3 separate regions of the Homo sapiens genome follow, and regions 1 and 3 are each linked to region 2. A link is a contact called in ENCODE Hi-C or POLR2A ChIA-PET data. All regions are on one chromosome and are shown on one strand. Each heading gives the region's core, a stretch centred on a gene start or an enhancer-like site at or near the end of the contact. The rest is flanking DNA. Distances are from core to core; before and after follow the strand shown. Region 1 has its middle 13 kb from the start of LINC01702. Region 2 has its middle 39 kb from the start of GADD45A. Region 3 overlaps GNG12 (G protein subunit gamma 12).

Region 1 (2,700 bases), core at 54-2,553, 110 kb after region 2:
CTCCTACCTCAGCCTCCCAAAGTGTTGAGATTACAGGTGGGAGCCACCACTCTTGGCCTACAAATTTACTTACAAATTCTCTGGGACTCCAGGCAGTCATTTTCTTAGGACAAGCAACAAGAGGAAATGAGCTCTGTTGAATAAGAAACTGAATTCCCCTTTGACACTCTGGGCATGGAAACCCTCCCTTCTCCAAAGGGCTGGAGTAACCCTCAGGGGCTTGTCCCCCAAGGCCCTATGAATGAAGCTGGATTTAGGTACATGGGCGGGAGGGAGAGCCTCAAACCATGGGTGGATTTGGTTTGATATGCATTGCAAGTTCGTCCTATCAGAGGGTGGAGAATACAGACCTTGAAGCCACACACAGCTGGGTTCCAATCCCAGCTTTGCTGAAGATACAGCACTCAACATCTCTGAGCCTCATCTTTAAAATGGGTACGTCATACCTCTATCTCCCAGAAAGGTGAAATTAAATAATAATGCACAACACTTGGCATGTAATAATCATTATTCCTTCCTCTTACCCGTCTCAATTTTTCCCATTACAGGAAATTGTTCCACAAAACGCTGCGACCTCTAGAAAAATGCTCCTTCTCTCCACTCTGCCCACCGCCACCCACCCAGGTATTTTAAAGTCAGTGAGAGAGGCCTAGCAATTACATTCCTTTTCTTTTCTTTTTTACAGTGTCTTACACCAAAATATTTACATTTGTGTATTTGATTCTAAGAAATAGGGTATATAGAGGACAGATGATTGACCATGAGTTGGTAGGTGTTGAAGCTGGATAATGAGTACAAGGGAATTCATTATATTATAGTCTGTACTTTGGGATATATTTGAAATTTTTTGTGTTAAGAATACTTTTTAAGGCTGGGCACAGTGGCTCACACCTCTAATCCCAGCACTTTGGAAGGCTGAGGCACAAGAGTCGCTTGAGCCCAGGAAGCGGAAGTTGCAGGGAGCCGAGATCACGCCACTGCACTCCAGCCTGGGCAACACAGTAAGACTCTGTCTTAAAAAAAAGAAAAGAAAAGAAAAGAAAAAAAGAATACTTTTAATAGAAAAAAATCTTAATGGTAAGTTACTATATGTCAGACACTGGTCTAGGAGATGGGGTTTAAAAGAATAAGTCTAAGCTTGCCTTTGAGGAATTTAGTTTAATGGGAGAGAAAACTGTGTTAATGGTCCTTTCAAGCTGAGTGATGAGGGTGAGTGAAACTTTGTGTTATGCAATGCTCACATATTCCACCCTGACGGAGTGCCAGTATGTCCGGCTACCAACGGTGGTGGCGTCCCCATGTGGCAAAAGTGTGAACACCACCTGCAAGTCACTCAGCCTTCCTGTATTGAACTGGAGAAACTCGACTAATTTACAGTGTGAGAAGCTTCTCTTTTCTTCAATATTTGCATATAAATGAGACTTGATTAATATATTTTGGCACATTGCTTCAAATCTGTGGCATAATTTAAATTTGCATAAAACTTGGCTGCTGAATTGTGATGATCTGTTTACTTCTCTAATAGGGTCCTCTTCCTCACCTCTTCTTTTCCCAATGGAGTAGAAACAGAGAGGGAATGAAGGAGGGAGGATAGAAAGAAAGAAGGGAGGAAAGAAAAAAAGGGGCAGATTAGGCAGAAAGACTGTTTGCTCTTCTCCCTCTCCTACCTCCCCAATGTCAAAGTTATGTTATACGAGGTTTGACATTAGTGATCCTCTCTTTTGTGCTGTGCAGTAATTGACATATAAGTGATGTGAAACCCTCATGCTGACTGGCCTCCCCATCTTGGGCTTATCATTTCACTTTCCAGAACCTATATTATAGATTTCTCCATCTGTTATATAATAAAGGAATAGCAGTACTGACCTGACTTCCCAAGGGTCATAGAAGGGTTACACCAGATAATGCAGGAGAAAGCCCTTTGAGCACAGTACAGCCAGAGACACATGTTAGGGGTGTTATTAGGACCACTGACATGGCAACCACAGCTGCCACTTCCTTATGACTCACTAGCCTCTTATATGAGCCCGCCTCACTATGAGGCCCTGAAGGGTGCTGAGCTAATGTTTGTAAACCACTTTAAAGAGGAGAGGGGCTTTAAAGCAGCTTGGAACACTTCCGATTAGATGACCTCTACAAGAGTACAAAGGAAAATAAATATGGACTTTCCTCTTCCTTTTAATTTTCTTTCAAAAAGAGAGACAACTAGCTCCCTCAGCAGTGTACACCACAGTGTTTGAGTTAGCCATGTGAGTACAGAAGAGTTTTCTGGGACAGGGTCATGAAAAAATATTACGGTTCTTTTTTTAATGGGAAAAGAAGTGCGTGCTTGTTTTTAAAAAATGCAAATGATATAGGAGTATAGAAAATAACAGGTAAGGCCAGGCACAGTGGCTCACGCCTGTAATCCCTGCACTTTGGGAGGCCAAGACAGGCGGATCACCTGAGGTCAGAAGTTTGAGACCAGCCTGCCCAACATAGAGAAACCCCATCTCTACTAAAAATACAAAATTAGCTGGGTGTGGTGGCACATGCCTATAATCCCAGCTACTCGGGAGGCTGAGGCAGGAGAATCTCTTGAACTCAGGAGGCGGAGGTTGCGGTGAGCCAAGATCACGCCATTGCACTCCAACCCAGCCAACAAGAACGAAACTCTGTCTCAAAAAAGAAACCAAAAAAAAAAAAAAAAAAAAAAGCTGG
Region 2 (2,700 bases), core at 19-2,518:
AATAGAAGGAACTCCTTTTTATTAAAATGAAGCTCACTTGAGAGCAGACACTTAAAAAAGTTTGTGGCAAGTGGGCTTAGAAATGGACGAAAAATCATTAGCAGGCTCTAGGCTGTCCAGGCCTCACAGTGGACGTGTGGCAGGCCAGGGCTCAGGGCCCCAGGATAAGGGAAAAAGGGATCATGGAAATGATCCAGGTTTGGAAATGGGCCAGAGGATGTGGCAGAAGGTTAAGGGAGGAGAGGGAGGCTAAGTGCCAAACGAGTGCTGAGTATTGCATACCTAAACAAACCCATGCCCTCATAGAAATTTCCTGGTAAAAACAGGGAGAGTCACTGTCACCTACATAGATAACATTAAGTGTTCCATCAAATCAATCAAATTGCCTCCCCTGAGCCTGCCCTTGCCATGAGCCTCTCTATCCCTGGACGGACTGTCTTCCTAGCGACTGGCCACTTTCCTTATAGATTAAGATCTTCCTTGCTGCATTCAGAAACCAGAATTCTCCCTTTGTCCTGCCACATTGTTCCCTTACACTGCAGCCAGCAGCCCAATCCAGGGCCACCAGTAACAGATGTCTAACACCTCAGGGAGTCCCCTCAATGAGTCAATGGGGTGACTTTGCACTTCTAGAAGTCCTTGCCCCCCCTCCTATACTATGGCAGCTGTGGGCTGAAGTGACAGTCCCCAGTGATCTCATTTTGAGCTCATCTTTATTTTTTTTAGATAAAACAAGGTTTTTAAAACACTTGTCCTGAAAAATCCATTCCCATCATCCTCCCTTCCTCTTAGATGACCCAATATGTCTTATCGATCTGGAACTTTCTTTATCTGGTATCTAATGGCTCACATGAAGCTTTGTTCCTATTTCCCTGTGATGCTCCTTTTACCCTCAAGCCTTTGTTGGCATTGTTCCATCTCTTTTCATTGCCTCTGTGGGTCTCAGCTTTATCCCTGTATAATTGCTCAGACTACCTCCTGCCTGCTCTGAGAAATCTGTCAGTTGCTGCCTGCTGCTTGCAGTCTGTTATCTTTTACTTGCTTCACTGGGCTTTTGGCTGCCCTCTGGACATTGCTGCTGTTCTAGGACTAGATATAGATCTGTTTTTTTCCACATTTTATTGCCTTTCTCTCTCTCTCTGTTTTCCCCTCCTTGCAGGCATGTTAGAGGCTCTCCAGCAGGCAAACAGCCTAGGGAAACCACCATCCTACTGGCATCCTTGACATGTCCAAACTGATGGTGTCCTTCAGTTGCAAATGTGCAGGCAGCCAGGCAAGGGGCCAGCTGACTCTGGAGCAGCCCAGTCCTCAGAGGATATGGAGGCAATTAACTTTGTTTAATAAATAAAATAGCCTAAGTTAACTATAAAAAATGTGAGCCTGGGAAAAGAAGATGTACTAGGAAGCATTCTCTCATTCTTCCCTTTGTGCATGCAGGGGAAACACTTCCATGTGCCATGTGGCTTCTGACTGATAATGGAGAGTGAGGCCCTTCCAATGCTCTTCTTGGAACTGCCTGGAAAGTTTTTTGCTGCATTTCTTTTTTTTTTTTTTTTAATTATACTTTAAGTTTTAGGGTACATGTGCACATTGTGCAGGTTAGTTACATATGTATACATGTGCCATGCTGGTGCGCTGCATTTCTAGTTGGCTTCCACTTTGCTCCAGCTTCTGCAGAGCTGCTGACCTTTGATCCCTTCTGTTTGCCTCTAGAAACTGGCGTAGGCCCTTGGCTTCCCATGTTTGTACGTCAGCATGCCCTGGGGACTTAGGCTGCTGCAATTCTTGGCTGCCACACACTAGCTTTGGTTCCATTTTGACTAACCAACTATAGGCACTGTGGTCAGGCCTTCCCTCTCTGTCCAGGCCTTCAGAGACTACCACATTTGGGAAGTGGAGGGGATAGTAGAACAGAGTTCCAAGGAATATTTGAAGTACATTTGTCCCTAGGTGGCAGAAATGTAAGAAGGGAGAATTTTCAAGGAAGAAATGGAAAGAGATTTAGAATAAGTTCTTTGCAATCTGAGTAAAAGAAATATAGGGGGAAAAAACTAGAGCATCAGTAAAGTGAGTAAGAATACCATGAATCCAAAATTGGTAATTTTAATCCAAAATTTAAAAATAGGGATAAACATTGGATCAAATATTGAAGTAGAACCTGAGAATCTATGCGATATAATAATAGTAACCTAGACCATCAATTTGCAACTGGCTTAAGTGCTATTTAAGGTAAATACCACTCCATGATCAAGAGAGTGAGGATGTCTGTCTTTACTCTTTTATTCTTTCACTGACTTCTTTTATAGATATTTTTGAACAGCAGCCCAGTACCTGGATGTTGCTAGATGTGACGGAAGATACAAAGAAGAACACATGGGGTCTGCCTTCAACATAGTTAGACATATAAAAAGTCAAGTTAGGATAAAGAAATGAAGAGTGTTTCAAGATAGTATATGATTAAGTATCAATTAAGTAAGTACTATGGGCCTGCAAGAGGGAGTACCCCTGCAGGCTGGAGGGATCACAGAGGGTTTATGGAAGAGATGGGCCTCAAAGGAACCTGGGTAAGTCAATAAAATTGTAAAGGAAAAGACAAATTCTCATGCTTAGTGATGACTTACTGAGTTCTCATTATGTACAACAAACTGTAGAAGAGCTGTCTCAAGTAGTCTTAGGCTAATGTCCCCATGGGCCTAAGAT
Region 3 (2,700 bases), core at 13-2,512, 110 kb before region 2:
ATTGAACAAGATGCCCCCTGTTTCCCTAGACAGTAACTCATCATTGAACCATTTGCCTGGACCCATTATCCATTCCCTTCATGAGAGCCTGAGGACACCAATACATAAGGTTTAAATCCACCATTCAACAAAATCAGACAGAACAGAGATTCAGGATGCTACAGCTGAGTGAGGTTGGAAGCCTCTCTGTTTATCTTGGAAATCTTTTAAACTATTTTAGAGCATGATTTTTCACTCAGTTATTATTTGTATCTTAAAGCTGTCTCATAGGTTGTGAAGAAGATTGCCTGAACTGAGAAATTCAGGGCGTGGCACAGAGTAAGCATTCAATAACTTCCAGCTGTTATTCATAAATATTGACCAGCACAGTGTATAGAGAGGGAACACTAGACTCTTGGTCAGGAAAACCGACCAAGGTCTAATCCCAGCTTTACCCCAGAATCCTAGAAGTGAAGGGAAACTGATCTGGAAAGAGGTCTTAGAAATCTTCCAGTATCTAGCACAACTTTATTTCAGAAACTTAGACCTAGAAAGGCATAGGAGCCCTGTTTGTTACCCACAACTTAAATGTTCTCCTGCACATTTTCAAAGCAAGAATAATAATCGCACCCCCATTATAGGATTGTTTCAAGTCAAGGATGAAGCGAGTTGGTGTACATGAAACTCTTGAAGCAGAGTCCTTAATACATATTAGCTGGTATTGTTATTGTGGATTCTCTGTTTATCTTCCCCTCCTATTTGACTGCAAGGATCGAGACGTGTCCTCCTTGCTTACTGTCATGTCCCCGGCATCTGGCACAGTGCCTTACTCAGGAGGTGCCCAGTCAATGTTTGTTGAATAACTGAAGAAAGTATCTTGCTGAGGATCAAATTTAGGCCAAGTCTGAATCAGAATACGAGTTCTAACACTAAGGTTCAGTATTTCCACACAGTTCTACATTAGCTTTGACTTTAGGCAAGTCGCTTCATTTCTCTGTGCCTTGGTTTCTTTGCCTTGAACACGATCCATCAGGTTTTTCCTGGTCATGAGCAACGTGTGTCTTAAAGCTAAAGACACACATCACCCGTCCATCAGCCTTTTCGGGCAACCCATGTTTGTGCTCCACTGGCCACTAGGTGTCGTGGTTGGTCAAATATCAGAGAAAGCAAAAAATAAATAAAAATAAAAATAAATTGAACTGATTGACCTACCAACCTACCAAATGATGGGAGTGAGCTTATACAGTTATTGGAAGCTAGTTACCTCTGGATGAGTTGGCTGAGTTGCCTTGGAAACTCAGGGAGTTGCCCAGGATTTGCATGCGTGGACTTTGAAGCAAAGCATAGATTAGAGCCCACAGCTGTACTCACACCAGCTAGCACCTTGGACTCACTGGAACGTCACAGGGCCTTGGTTTCAGTAATGTAATGCATGTAACATGCTCAGCACTTCGCCACAGTGAAGGAAGAGCACTACAAAGTTAGTGGTTATGAGGGCTACTTCTGGTATTTGATACTGTAAAATGCTGCTTTTCTGTTCCTTGCCACGCCAACTGCTAAAGCTTTGAAGGCTTTCTGCCTTGCTCCCTGCTTTACAAAGCCAAATTTTTAAATAGCCCCTTAAACAGTAGAGTGGACAGGGTATCAGTATCAGGTTAAAAGGGCAGCCTAGAATATTTGGAGGGACACCAGAACTCCTTGGAATGTCACTGTGGAGCTTAGTCAACACAAAGCAGAGTGTTTTATACATGACTGGGACCCAGAGTGGAGGGAAGTGAGTGAGCATTGTTGAAAAATGGCCTTCACTGAAATTGCTCAAGTAAGGGTTTTCTTTGTTACATGGACTGTCATTTAGATCTAGGTGCCTTCTTTTTAAAATAATTTGGGGAAGCTTCTAGGAATAACAATGACTAGTATTTATTGCACACTTACTATGTATAAGGTATTATACAAAACATCATACTTGCATGATTTCATTTAACTCTCACAGCAACTCTTTGAGGTACATATAGTTCTTATGTCCATTTTGTAGATGAGGAAATTGAGGTGCACCAAGATTATAATAATTACAGCCAACAGATATTCGCAGGTCACACAGGGAATGGGTGAAAGAGTCCGAACACAAACCCAGGCCTACCTGATTCCAGAATTCGTTTTCTTAATGGCTACACTGTATTGTCTCCCACAGTACTTTGGATGCAGTTAGGCACTTGACCAGTGTTTACTGAGGTGAATAGTTCTCAGACTATAGTTAGCCAACACAGAGAAGACTGCCTACGCAGGAACCATAGAGATCTTGACACTCCTCCCACCCAAAGCCACATGCCCTCTGGCCTCCATTAGTACTGTGGGATGTATATGCTGTTCCATGTGCTGGATTTCACCCCTAACTTCTTAAAACATTTTTTATTGTTGTATAATAGTTGTGCATATTTGGGGGATACATGTGGTATTTTGATCATGTATACAATGTATAATGATCAAATCAGGGTAATTGGGCTGTCCATCACCTCAGACATTTATCTTTTGTTTGTGTTGGGAACATTGCACATTTTTTTAGCTGTTTTGAAATATACAATAAATTGTTGTTGACTCTAATTTTTCTACTGTACTGTCAGATACTAAAACTTATTCTTTCTCCCTAACTGTATTTTGGGACCCCTTAACCAACTTTTCATCCCCCCCTTCCCTTCCCAGCCTCTGGTAACCACCATTCTAGTC

Evidence for each region. Hi-C counts contacts between places; a loop is a spot of excess contacts on that map. ChIA-PET counts read pairs that join two places held with the same protein, here RNA polymerase II (POLR2A). Pooled maps may share reads with other maps.
Region 1: a map of HepG2 shows a loop between it and region 2 (3-fold over the local background). The contact joins two enhancer-like sites. A Hi-C loop is called at or near these places in 1 of 168 maps with a recorded cell type or tissue (HepG2) and 4 of 50 pooled maps. POLR2A ChIA-PET finds 5 or more read pairs at or near these places in 1 of 52 experiments (GM12878).
Region 3: a loop to region 2 is called in a pooled map, with 4 times the contacts of the local background. The contact joins two enhancer-like sites. A Hi-C loop is called at or near these places in 1 of 168 maps with a recorded cell type or tissue (cardiac septum), 1 of 37 single-sample maps with no recorded cell type and 11 of 50 pooled maps. POLR2A ChIA-PET finds 5 or more read pairs at or near these places in 4 of 52 experiments (MCF 10A, OCI-LY7, activated T-cell and 1 more).

Annotation. Positions count from the first base shown.
Region 1 is chr1:67,534,179-67,536,878 of GRCh38, reverse strand. No RefSeq gene overlaps it. Among named protein-coding and RNA genes, the nearest start is that of LINC01702, 13 kb to the right of the region's middle. RefSeq lists an enhancer at 1,099-1,393. Within about 2 kb of position 1,303, at least 3 of the 41 ENCODE cell types and tissues checked have a DNase peak (open chromatin) inside an H3K27ac peak, as active enhancers do.
Region 2 is chr1:67,644,764-67,647,463 of GRCh38, reverse strand. It overlaps the pseudogene HNRNPCP9. Among named protein-coding and RNA genes, the nearest start is that of GADD45A, 39 kb to the left of the region's middle. Within about 2 kb of position 1,268, at least 18 of the 41 ENCODE cell types and tissues checked have a DNase peak (open chromatin) inside an H3K27ac peak, as active enhancers do.
Region 3 is chr1:67,758,858-67,761,557 of GRCh38, reverse strand. All of the region lies in intron 2 of GNG12 (G protein subunit gamma 12), which reads left to right. The region is part of intron 1 of LOC105378781 (a long non-coding RNA gene); the gene reads right to left. Among named protein-coding and RNA genes, the nearest start is that of GNG12-AS1, 72 kb to the left of the region's middle. Within about 2 kb of position 1,262, at least 21 of the 41 ENCODE cell types and tissues checked have a DNase peak (open chromatin) inside an H3K27ac peak, as active enhancers do.